Regions from separate parts of the Homo sapiens genome. Here all the other regions are linked to region 3. Evidence: chromatin contacts called from ENCODE Hi-C or POLR2A ChIA-PET data. All regions are on one chromosome and are shown on one strand. Each heading gives the region's core, a stretch centred on a gene start or an enhancer-like site at or near the end of the contact. The rest is flanking DNA. Distances are from core to core; before and after follow the strand shown.

Region 1 (4,079 bases), core at 553-3,052, 930 kb before region 3:
CACTGCAACCTCTGCCTCCTGGGTTCAAGCGATTCTTGTGCCTCAGCCTCCCCAGTAGCTGGGACTACAGGCGCGCACTGCCATGCCTGGCTGATTTTTGTATTTTTAGTAGAGACGGGGTTTCACCATGTTGACCAGGCTGGTCTCCAGCTCCTGACATCAGGTGATCTGCCCGCCATGGCCTCCCAAAGTGCTGGGATTACAGGAGTGAGCCACAGCACCCGGCCTATTTATTTCATTTTTTTTGAGACAGGGTCTTGCTCTGGTGCCCAGGCTGAAATGCAGTGGCGCGATCTCGGCTCACTGCAACCTCTGCCTCCTGGGTTCAAGCAATTCTCATGCTTCAGCCTCCCAAGTAGCTGGGATTACCGGCATGTGCAACCACACCCATCTAATTTTTTTTGTATTTTTAGAAGAGACAGGGTTTCACCATGTTGGTCAGGCTGGTCTCGAACTCCTGGCCTCAAGTGATCCACCCGCCTCGGCCTCCCAAAGCTAGGATTACAGGTGTGAGTCACCATGCCCGGCCCTGATGTATATATTTTAGTTAGCATTTTACTATATCTCTGTTACACTAAACGCTTTCACCAGTTTCCTTGATAGTTCTCTATGGTTTTCTTCTTTCCTTTCGGTTTGCCCCTTCTCAGTGTTCTTTTCGGCTTCCCTCATCCTATCCCGCAAATGCAGGTATCCTCTCCAGCCCACTTCATGGCTTCAACAGCTATCTATATGCACACGCACACACACCTCAAACCTTTCTTTTGAGTTCCCAACCCACATTAGCTAATATCCCAGGGGCACCTAAAACTCATTATCTCCCCCCTAAACGAGAAAGAAACTGGTATCATTATTCCCCAGTTGTCCAAGTCACAACATTCGTACCTCTTAAACCAATCTGTATCTCCCCATCCGCACTCTCCCTTCCACAGGCAGACCATCATCATCCTTGCCTGGAAAAGAGCCTCACAACTGCTCTCCTTGATTCTCCTCAATTCATTCATCCTTCACACTGCACGCAGCGATCTAAAATGCAAATGAAATTGTTCACACCTCTGCTGAGATTCTTCAAAGACTTTTCATTGCCTTAAGGATAAAAATCAATTAATTTACAAGGCTTCGCATAATCTGGTCTTCCCCTATCTATTACCACTTTCTTAAGCCACACCAGAACGTACCCGCACCATCCTCCCCACCCCCAATTCCCAACAGCCCTACACGGATCAGCTAGGCGACACTTCCTACAGGAAACCGGCGTTCAAAAGGTAAATGCTGAACAAATGAATTCCGAGACGGGATCTGGGCACCACTTTCGGCTCCGGATCCGGGTTTACGGAACGTCCGGGTTATCAGGAAGCTCAGAGGAAAGGTGAAATCCAGATCTTGACCCTTCACTCAAGTTCGCCAGACAAACCGATCCCCGTGGTATTCCGCCCTTATGAGTCATGGCTGCCAATCCCAGCCTTCCAGTGGGTCTTGAAGTCGCCACCAGCCAGCTGTGGCGCCACCAATGTTTCCCATTCAAGAATGCTATCCTCTTCGATCCCTTATTACCGCCCTAAGCAGCCGTCAAGACAAACCGGCGTTGCCAGCTTGCCCCAAAGCAAGATGGCTGCCAATCTCTATCTCTCCTCCCGAAGTGAAGCTATCCACTCCCCGATTAATGCCGCTGCCAGGCTGCCCTCACTTACTATGGCTACTCCGGCTCATGTCTCACTATGGCCTCGAAGCCGCCACTAACCGGCCGGGTTCCGGGAGGCGCCGTTCAGGATGCAGCCACCCCCGCCCGCCTGTCCCCTCCCCCACGGCCGCGGCGGCGGCGGCGGCGGCGGCTGCTGGAGCCCGGATGCGGCGCCGTGAGGCAGGCCCGGGAGAGCGGCGCGGATGGATCCAACATGGCGGCGCCGAGCCTGAGCCGAGAGTGAGGCGGAGGGGCGGCCGGAGTGGGGAGAGGGAGTCGAGCGGGACGGGGCGGGGCCGGGCGGGGCCGCAAAGGGCTTGGGGAAGGAAAGTGGAGGGGGAGGCGGTGGCGACGTCCAGCCTGAGAACCTCAAGAGAGGGAGGTGACGGGACGCTGAGAGGTGGGGGAGGGGAGCTGCCGAGGGGGGCGTGCAGGGGAGATGGCAACTGCGGGAGAGGGCAGGGGTCGAGACGGAGGAGTGAGGGCATGGGGAGGGGCGTAAACAAGGGCTGAGACTGGGCCCAGCCAGGGGTATTAGAGAGGCCGAGGTGGGGAGTGGGGCTGCGATCCGCTCGTATTGAAGGGGGTAGGAGCAGGAGGGAGAGGCTGAGGGTGTGAAGGGGAAGGGGGCTGTGGCATGTGGTTGGAGGGAGGACTGGACTCTGATGAGGGGTGTTGCGAGGAGGTGGGTAAAGGTCAGAATTGGAGTTAAGACGTTTCTGGGGGGCTTCGAAAGTGTTAAATTGGAGGTGGGAGGGGGAAGGGCCTAGGGGAGAATTTGGGTGGAAAAGGAGAGAACGGAGGCTTGGGGAATGGAGAGAGTGTCGGTGGGAGGAGGTAATGGAGAAAGTGAGAGACTGGGAGGAAGAAAGTTTGGGAGGAAGGGGAGTGGAATGGGAGATAGGACAGTGGAGCTGCACGGGTGATAGAGGTTCGGGGGTTTCCCTTTCCCCGGTGGAGAGGAGGAGAGAACAGAGTTAAGCAGCATCAGTTGCAGCCAATTCTAATTGCCAGGCCCTTAGCTTTTAAGAGGGTGGGAAGGGCAGAAGGGAATGGTCATGTGGGTTTGCAGAATTGGGGTTGGATGAGAATTCAACTGGGTTTGTTTTCCAAAAGACTCCCTAGCTTACTGTTCCCTTGTTTTTCCTGCTTGGGAAAATGGGGAAGCCGGTGTCGCCCAAGTGTGGAGGAGCAAAGGACTTTTCTAGTTTTTAGCATTAGCAATACAAGAGTGGGGGAGCAGACATGGCTATATTGGAACCCTATATGCTAAGGTGGAGGCTCTGGAAGTCTGAGGAGGGAAAGAGAAAAGATAGAGTGGCATCTAGACAGGTTAATTAAATGAGTGCTGTAGTTTCCAGACCCTTTTGCTGTTTTAAGTCTGGAAGGGAGGGGGTAACATGGATACTGTATGTAGAAAAACTTTTCCCTGGTGAAACATAGACGTATGAGTGGATGCTGCGCCATTAGATATTTTGTTCTCATTGTGTGCTAGTTAAGGGAAAGGGCCAAATGTAGAATTTGGAGGATAGTGCTGGTCTGCTGTAACCACTTTCCTCCCAGTTTTTTCTAAAGGTGAAAGTTAACGTTAATATTGTAACAAAATAGGAATAAGGAATTGTGGAGGAAGATGAGAAGCTGCCAGAGGGTAATTGGTTTTCCCAGAAGTTCTTAAATTTGGGAGCTGTCTTGCCGCAAGCCATTGAGACTGGAAATTCTTGGAGTTGGTATTGTTTTTGTAAATTGACTAATAGAGAGTTAGGGAAGCCTGGAGACTTGTTGGGGGTGAGTTCTCTAAATGGTTTTAGGCTTGTCTGTGTACTTTTGCAACGAGATTGTCTAATTCTATGGGCCTCTGAGGTTTCAAAGTAAAACTTGAAAATTAATTATTTTCCCCTCCTTATTTGTTTTTGTTTTGCTGCTGGCTGTGAAACTTGTGCTAGGAAGAGACCTGGGAAATTAAGTTTCTTGCGGAGGTAAGTCTGGAACTTTTTTATTGTTTTCAAACAATGGAAGGGAATGGAAATAGCATGGGAGTTATTTTGAGGTTGGGTCCATTAATGAGGAGGAGAATGCCAGGGAAAATGAGTTATCATTCATCCATCTGAGTGCATGAGATCTGTTGTAATCACTGTCTTTAGTTAATTGGAGATAGGAGGTGAAAGAGAAGGAGATTTAGATGTCTTGGGACAATCCCCCAGCTTTGGTTTGTTATTGTCTAGTCTTCTTGGTCAGCTCTGAAACATTTTTTTTTTTTAACATATGGAAGGCTGTATTCTAGTACATTGTCTACTAAATGTTGCCCTTGGAGGGTTGCTGGGACACCTTCCTTCCGTGGGAAACTTTTCCTCTAACTTTCTCTTTCAGCTGTTGGGGGGTTCCTGGCATCCTTCTTTTGAAA
Region 2 (3,689 bases), core at 8-2,507, 1.0 Mb before region 3:
ACCCTGTCTCAAAAAAAGAAAAGGAAATCAGCTGGGGGCAGGGATGGGTGTGGGTTGGGACAGCAACTCTGGTCACTCACCATTCCAAGGTGGAGGCTTCCAGTGGGCTGTTTCTTTGCTTGGGTACATAACAGCTCCCCCAAACTGCTGTGCCCATTCCACATCTGGCTGCCACTGCCGAACACCTCTGGGGAGTCAAAGACAGATCCTAGACAAAGGGCCTGAACAGTGTTTGGTTCCTGTGTTCCCATTCACTCTCAAGGGGACCCAGGAAGGATGACCTGTTTTTTTGTTTTGTTTTGTTTTTTGTTTTTTTTGAGACTGGGTTTCACTCTTGTTGCCCATACTGGAGGGCAATGGTGTGATTTCGACTCACTGAAACCTCCGCCTCCCGGGTTCAAGTGATTCTCCTGCTTCAGCCTCCCAAGTAGCTGAGATTACAGGCATGCGCCACCAAACCCGGCTAATTTTGTATTTTTTTAAAGACGGGGGTTTCTCCATTTTGGTCAGGATGGTCTCGAACTCCCGACCTCAGATGATCTGCCCGCCTAGGCCTCCCAAAGTGCTGGGATTACAGGTGTGAGCCACCGCGCCCAGCCAATGTCCTGGATTTTTTAATGCCAAGTCACTGATCTGAAGTTAATGTAGCTTCGGCAAAACAAGCTGGAACTCTAGAGGTTCCATTCCTACTAACAAATTATTCCTGGAATAACTCCACCCATCACCCCTGGGCATGCAAGGTTGGGATCCTAGCTTCTTCATATTTTCATCATATTGATATTATCAACCAGGTGAATATGAACGTGAGAAAAGTGTTTGTTCAAGGTCAACGACAGAGAGACAGCGAGCATTCTGGCTCTTTGGCTGAGCTCTACTCAGGTATGACAGGAGAGGTGCATTCAAATTACTGAAGCTAAAAAGCAGAGTCTCCCACTCCGCTGATTTCACCTCGGCACGAACGAACTCTAGACCCTCTCCCCTCCCTCGCCAGAGTGGGCGCCACTGCATCCCGTAGCCCAAGAAATCAGGGATGGACAATGGGGTCACAGGCTTGGGTTATTATTTTCTGGGGGAGTAAAGCGTCCCCAACCTGAGAAACCCTAGCCTTGGAGAAAGTGTGTCGAGAGCTGCCCTCGATCTCACCTGCTGGGCTGAATCGGCAATCGGACTCCAGCCCCAGGCCGCAGCACCTGGGCCGCGACGCCCCGGAAGCCGCACAAAGCCCTCAGCGCCGCCATCTTACTCCGGCTGCAGACTGCGGGAAGGAGAACCGGGCGGAAGTAACTCCAGCGCGCCTCCTTCTTGGCTTCTCACCTATTCGCACAGTGAAGCCGCCCTCTTGGAAGCTGGCAGGGTCGTTTACCGTCGAACTGACAACATCCGGGTCCTGTGACTCGGCTTCACTTGCGTTTAGATAACAGTGACCGCGGTCATCTTTACTGAGGGCGTTTCCTCCCACAGCTCCTGGCTGGCTTTTCTAGGAGCGAGCAAGGGAAAATTGCCGTTCCTGCGTGGGGCAGATACTTCGTGCTCTCTCGCCGAGCCCGCCTGCGTATCTTGGAAACGCGCGGCGCTTCCTTCCCTACTCCCTTCCGCCTTGGCCGCCCTCATGCTTTAGTCCTGCTCTCGGATTGTATCTGAGCCCTGCCCTTATAGGGTAGCCCCAGGCTTTGCCAATTACTTTCCCATCACTGAATCCAAAAGACAGGAGTTGGGAAAGCCAGCTAATTTCCAGATGTCATAAATTGAGATTGGAGAAAGGAGCCTAAGTGGGGCTGGGCGGGTCTGAGAGCTCCCGCCAAACCAAAACAAAAAAGAATAGGATGCCAAGGCCGCCGGCATTGGTGGTGCGGAGGGGAGTGTCGGGGTGTGTAGGAGCCACCTCATCCCAGATGGGGGAGTGGAGGTCCTCTGTGGGTGACCCTGACATCCTCCAGGCTTCCCGAACCTACAGAATCACAGACCCAGGAAGCGCCCTTAGAGATGCCTCACACCCCACTTCCGTCTTGCGTCAGCCTCTTTTCCCTAACGTCTTTCTGACCCTGCTATAGCCCTCCTGGGTAATGGCCAACAGCACGGAAATGTAGTAGCACCAGGAGTCTGATCACAATTCTGTATGGACAAAGATTCTTCCAGCCTTAGAGGCTAGTTCCTGTTTTCTCCCTCTGCCTCTAAGCCCAACTCCAGCTGGGCCACCCACCCGTAGAGTTTGTACAACTCTCCAACTCTGAGCCTGGAAAGAGGCCTTCCCCAGATATCCCCTAGACAGGATCCCAGGGACACAGCCCACCAGCAGCGCAGCAGGGTGAGGCAGACAGACCAGGAAGCAGAGATGGTGGAATTCTTCACTGCAGAGAAAGAGGGGAAAGCCAGACTTCTGGCCTGGGAATTGACCTAATGGGAACTGTACCAAAGGGTGGGGCCAGATCCTTAGCTGTGGGAACTGACCAGGACCTGGGCTAGACAAGGCAGCTGCCACAGAGCCAGGGCAGAGGTTTGGTCCCTCTGTTGTCCTCATTCCTTGCTCTTTCCCTGGGCCTTCTTTCTATTGTTGAAACACAGCAAATGTGGCCATGGTGGTGGGGGATGGGAAGGACTGCATTTATTTGCCTTGATCCAGCCTGGGAGAAGTCAGGATAGACTTTGGGCTGCTTGGCCCTGGAGGCAGCTTGAGCTGGGACTGGGGTGGGGGGCTCCTGAGGGGCTGCCTAGGACACTGCAGCTTTTGTGCCTTCTCCCTGCTGCCAACACCCCCACACACACTGCTGCAGCCACTCTAAAGCCCTTTGTCTTTCATTGCTTAGTCACCCCCTTTGTCCTCATCTCAAATAGGGGAGTGGAAAGGGGCAGTAGAGTTCTCTGGTGATAGCTCCTCTTGCCCCTGCCCCTTCTGGTCTCCCACCCTTTGTCCGACTCCTCTAGTCCCAGCCCCGTTGGCTTAGAACCAGGGTCAGGCAAGTGGTGGGTCAAGAGGTGGGTCTGGCAGTCACAAGGGGGTGGGTGATCCAGGAAGTGATAGGCACCAGGGCAGGTATTACCGACCTGAGCAGGAAGGGAGGGGGAAAGGAAGTATTCTGACGGATATGATATGCGGGGGACAGGAGGTGACAAAGCAGAGTGAATAGGGGAATAGAGGCAAGAGGAGGTGGTCCACTTCTGGGAAAGGAAAGAGACTGCTGACTGCACTCTCCTTCCTGGGGATTTCCTGGGGAAACAAGCAGCCAGAGGATGGGGTGAGCAGAAATTGCCCCTACTTCTGAACCCTTCCTTGCCTTGAGAGTTCATACCCAAGACCTCTTTTCCGAGTTCCCTCCTATCCAAAGCCAAAGGAATAATTTGCTTCCTTTCCCTAACACCACCTCTTCCTCCCCAGCCACTTTCCCCACCCCAGGCAATGGATTTCTCCCAGTACCCTAATTTCCCTATATGCACAATGCTGTCTCCACCCTCTCCCTGCCCCAGGGAGAATTAAAAAGAAAAGATGACTAGATATTCCAGGAACCACTGGGTTCTCAGAGCAAGGTGGGGTGGATGGTGGGAGCCAGGTGGGGATTCTCCCAGATTGATACTGGGTGAATCTGGGTTCCTGAGAGCAAGTCTTGCCTATGCTGGGGGCTGGCTGACTTGAGGCTGGGGGAGGGTTTAGGGCAGTTGGGAGTGGGTAGGAGCAGGGCCAAAAGCCTGGGGGA
Region 3 (3,554 bases), core at 668-3,167:
TCTTTCAGTCTCTCTTTTCCTCCTTTCTATAGGCTTTCACCCCTTCTAGCATTTCCTACTCACCTATCCAACTTAGTGGTAGCCATGAATACTTAGGACTCCTGAGATCTGTGCTTCACTGTCCCCATCTGAATATTCGGAGCTGCAATTAGGAAGGGGTGAGCATCCCTGCTACAAAAGACAGAGTAAGTTTGGTCGGAGTGGCTTGGAGATTCAGTGGTTGGCTGCCTACCAGCTGGTGAAGATATCCATCATGACATTGTGCGTGAGGATCTGTGTGAGAGAGTGAGGCGCTCTGTGATTCTGTGACCCTCTTCATGCATGATAATACATCCACACATGATGGGCACGGAATTGAGGAAGTAGGCAACCAGGGAAGCCTGCAGCCTAGGGCATCACTGGCAATTTCCCCAATGGAGTATTTAACCACAAAGGGAAGAGCAATTAAAGCTAATCGCTCTGACAGCCTGGGGCCCAGACACACGTACCACTTTCCCTAACTCCCAGTGGTCTCCCCCAACCTTCATCCTCCCTAATTTGTTTAGTGCACTCTCAAACACTGTTTGCACTTCTCTGACCATCTCTTTCTCTCACTTCCTCCCTCTCCCTGGTTCCCTGACTATCTCTAGACCTCTCTGGAGATGTCTGTCTGCTTCTCACACACATTCCTCTCATTCTCTCTCTGACTTGGGTTCCATTCTTGGCTGACTCATACCCATTCTTTTTCCTCTCCGTTTCTTCCACCCCCTCCTCCTCCATCCCTTGGCCACTCTTACCCAGAAACTAGCCACTCCCAGCACGCTAAGCCCTAACTGGACCCAGGAAGAGAAGCCACCAGAAGCCCCTACCCTCATTAGTCCGCAAAATCCTGTCTCCTTGTGTTAGAGGAATGAGACCAAGATTTTCTCCCATCTTTCCCCACAGTTTTAAAGAGGAACAATCTGAAACCATGGGGCTGGGAAAAGCTGCCAGAAAATCAGGATGGATTTGGGGACAGTGGCCCTTTCTGTCCACTCAGCTGTCCTGTCGGACTGATGACTTGGAGCCCGCAGTTCAGAAGACTCCTCATGGGATGCCCCACCCCACAGAGTGGGGGTGTGGTGGGCGGCCGGATGCGTAGTCCAGGGACGTTTGTGATTTGGAGTGTGCTAGACTATGTGTATAAGTCACATGGGTGTGTGTCACTGTGTGTGCTGGCGTGCCTTATAGGTGTGCGTGTTTCCCTGTCAGTTTTGACACGGATTATATGAAATTAATAAGGGTTTTTACGTTAGATATACATCACTTCTCTACACCCCCAGCTCCTCCTTCCCTCTGGACAAGCTTTCCGCCAAGCCCACCTCTTCCCCAGGTGCAGTGAGCTGGGGGTGAGGGCACATGGTACCAGCCGCCCGCGGAACCGAGACAGGGCTGGGCCGGGAGACCGCCAGCGGAGGCGAGTCCGAAGCCTGAGCGGGGAGGGAGGGGCGGGCGCTGGCCTGGCCGAGCCGGCTGGGCGGGAAGCAGGCTGCATCCTAATCCACAGGCCCCGGTCCGACTCCCAAACTGCCGTTCAGCGTGGAACGGGCTGGCCGGAGCCACGCCGCCTCCAGCACACGCTCGGCGCTCGGGACGCACCGACCGAGGGACGGACCCCGTGAGGCCTGACACAAAGTGGACTCGTCCGGGGTCCCCACACTCCCCGTCTGGCCCCCGGTGTCCCAGATCGTTGCCCCTCCAAGCCTAGACCCCGAAATCTGCCCCTTCCCCGCGACATGTCTCCTCTCCGCCCCTCTCACCGCCTCTGGAGCTGAGCGCTCAGGGCGCGGGCACTCCTGAGTCCCCGGTTCCTAAGCAGCGTCCGGAACCTCCTCCTCGGCTCCCGCCGCCGCCGCCGCCGCTTCTGCCGCCGCCGCCGCCTCTTCCGCCCGCGGAGCCGGAGCCCGAGCCCAGCGCCGCTCACTCCACCCGGCTGGCCGGTGATGTCAGAGCCGGGGAGGGGCGGGGGGCGGGGAATGGCGGGAGGAGGGGGAGGGATGGAGAGGCAGGAGGGGGCGGGGGACCGAGGGGCTGGGGTTCTGGAAGACTCCTAGGATGGGGGACAGAATTGGGCGGAGGGCTGGAGCGGAGACGGTCTCTTCCCCCTGAACTGCGAAACAATTCTCATATTTAATTCTTACCCAGTAGGGCACCCTCCTCCCCTTTTGACCTTTGGATGACCACGGTGCCTAGGACCCCTGGGAGGCACAGAGTAGGTTTGGTTTAGGGGGTTGGAAAGCCTTTGGGGGCTGGATTCTCTTAGCTGCTGGCTTTAATATTTGTAAAAACTTCTTGCCTTGCCTTAAGGGTCAGGGGCGCAGTGGAAAATGACTGATCAGACTTATCCACATTGGGAGTGAGGGGTTGGGGCCACATGGGGACTTGAGGAGCCCTGGATCTTCTCTTTCCAGGATGATGCCTTCAGGCCCTCTTGCGTGCCTCTCACCTTTCCCAAACATGCCCCACTCCTGCCTTCCCCCTACCATGATGTAATTTTATTTTCTGGGGAGAAAAAGAGCAGCAGTGAGCTCAGCATGCAAATATAGACAACTTGCAAAGCCACACTTAGCTCCATCTCCTAGCTCTGCCCCTCTGCCCAGGCCCAATGTGGCAGCTCTCACTTCCCCTCTACCCCAGGGACTTTCCTCCCCCAGATTCTCAGCCAGACTGAAAAGAGGAAAGGAAGAATTGGAGAAGCATCTGTTTTCACCCCCATCTCTATAGCCTAAGGGGTCTTGCCTCAGCTCTGGGCAGGGTTTGGCCCTGGAAAGAAGTCTGACCCTGGGTAGGTCCTTCCTGCCAGGAACTCCAGCAGGCCCAGGTTGGGGGATTCCCCTCAGTGTTTGTGCCACTTCCAGGATCACCCATCTCATCTCAGTTCCTACCTGGCAGAGACTCCTCCAGAAACCTCAAACGAGCCCCTCCTTTCTTGGGTCTACACCATTCCTAGAAGAGGCCCAAGTTCCTGCTGCTCTGGGTTTCATAGCATTTCTCTGCTGTTTCCTCTCCCCAGCATTCCCTGTCACACACTAATCATTTGCCTTTGTATATATCATGTTTGCTCTGTGTTGTAGGGACAAAAACTATTTCGTTGACCCATCTTTGAGACTCATGTAGTTTCTAAGTGAAAGGCTCAGGTCTGGAGGCAACAAGACACAGGGGCCTTGGGCTGCGTGCTAGTTCCACCCATTCCTTGGGCAAGTTATGCCTGAAAGCCTTAGTGTCCTCACCGGTCAGATCAGGGTGCCAATGTCTATTTCTGAGGGTTCTTCTGAGATTCAGAAATAGTAAGTCTCTAGGGACTGGCACAGATGGGTGCTTAAAAAATAGGAGCTATTATTTAGACCGGGGCCTTCCACTGACCTATGCTAGACAGTAAGCTCCACAATATTATTGTAAGACTAGCTTAGTGCCCATACTACTTATTAAACATTTATTAAATAGCTACAAGTTGGAATGAATACATAGTTTCTGCTTTCTACACCCCTGCCACATTCTCTAGGAACACTTCCTGGACTTGTCTGTGGAGAGTGAAA

What was found. A loop is a pair of places that touch in the nucleus more often than their neighbours do. ChIA-PET counts read pairs that join two places held with the same protein, here RNA polymerase II (POLR2A). Pooled maps may share reads with other maps.
Region 1: a loop to region 3 is called in a pooled map, with 3 times the contacts of the local background. The contact joins the promoter of DEDD here to the promoter of PEA15 in region 3. A Hi-C loop is called at or near these places in 6 of 50 pooled maps.
Region 2: a pooled map shows a loop between it and region 3 (4-fold over the local background). The contact joins the promoter of NDUFS2 here to the promoter of PEA15 in region 3. A Hi-C loop is called at or near these places in 1 of 168 maps with a recorded cell type or tissue (uterus) and 1 of 50 pooled maps. POLR2A ChIA-PET finds 5 or more read pairs at or near these places in 1 of 52 experiments (OCI-LY7).

Annotation. Positions count from the first base shown.
Region 1 is chr1:161,130,390-161,134,468 of GRCh38, reverse strand. DEDD (death effector domain containing) reads left to right here and starts at 1,802. Exons shown (of 6, transcript NM_032998.3): 1 at 1,802-1,918; 2 at 3,622-3,654. RefSeq lists enhancers at 1,338-1,647, 2,109-2,932 and silencers at 1,668-2,017, 2,068-2,287.
Region 2 is chr1:161,199,935-161,203,623 of GRCh38, reverse strand. NDUFS2 (NADH:ubiquinone oxidoreductase core subunit S2) reads right to left here and starts at 1,257. Exons shown (of 14, transcript NM_001377299.1): 1 at 1,144-1,257; 2 at 81-187. The coding sequence starts at 1,238. RefSeq lists enhancers at 990-1,319, 2,584-3,305.
Region 3 is chr1:160,203,747-160,207,300 of GRCh38, reverse strand. It overlaps PEA15 (proliferation and apoptosis adaptor protein 15), which reads right to left and starts at 1,917. Exons shown (of 4, transcript NM_003768.5): 1 at 1,779-1,917. PEA15-AS1 (PEA15 antisense RNA 1) reads left to right here. Exons shown (of 5, transcript NR_123725.1): 3 at 925-1,963; 4 at 2,167-2,230. RefSeq lists a silencer at 1,802-2,061 and enhancers at 2,212-2,261, 2,612-2,711.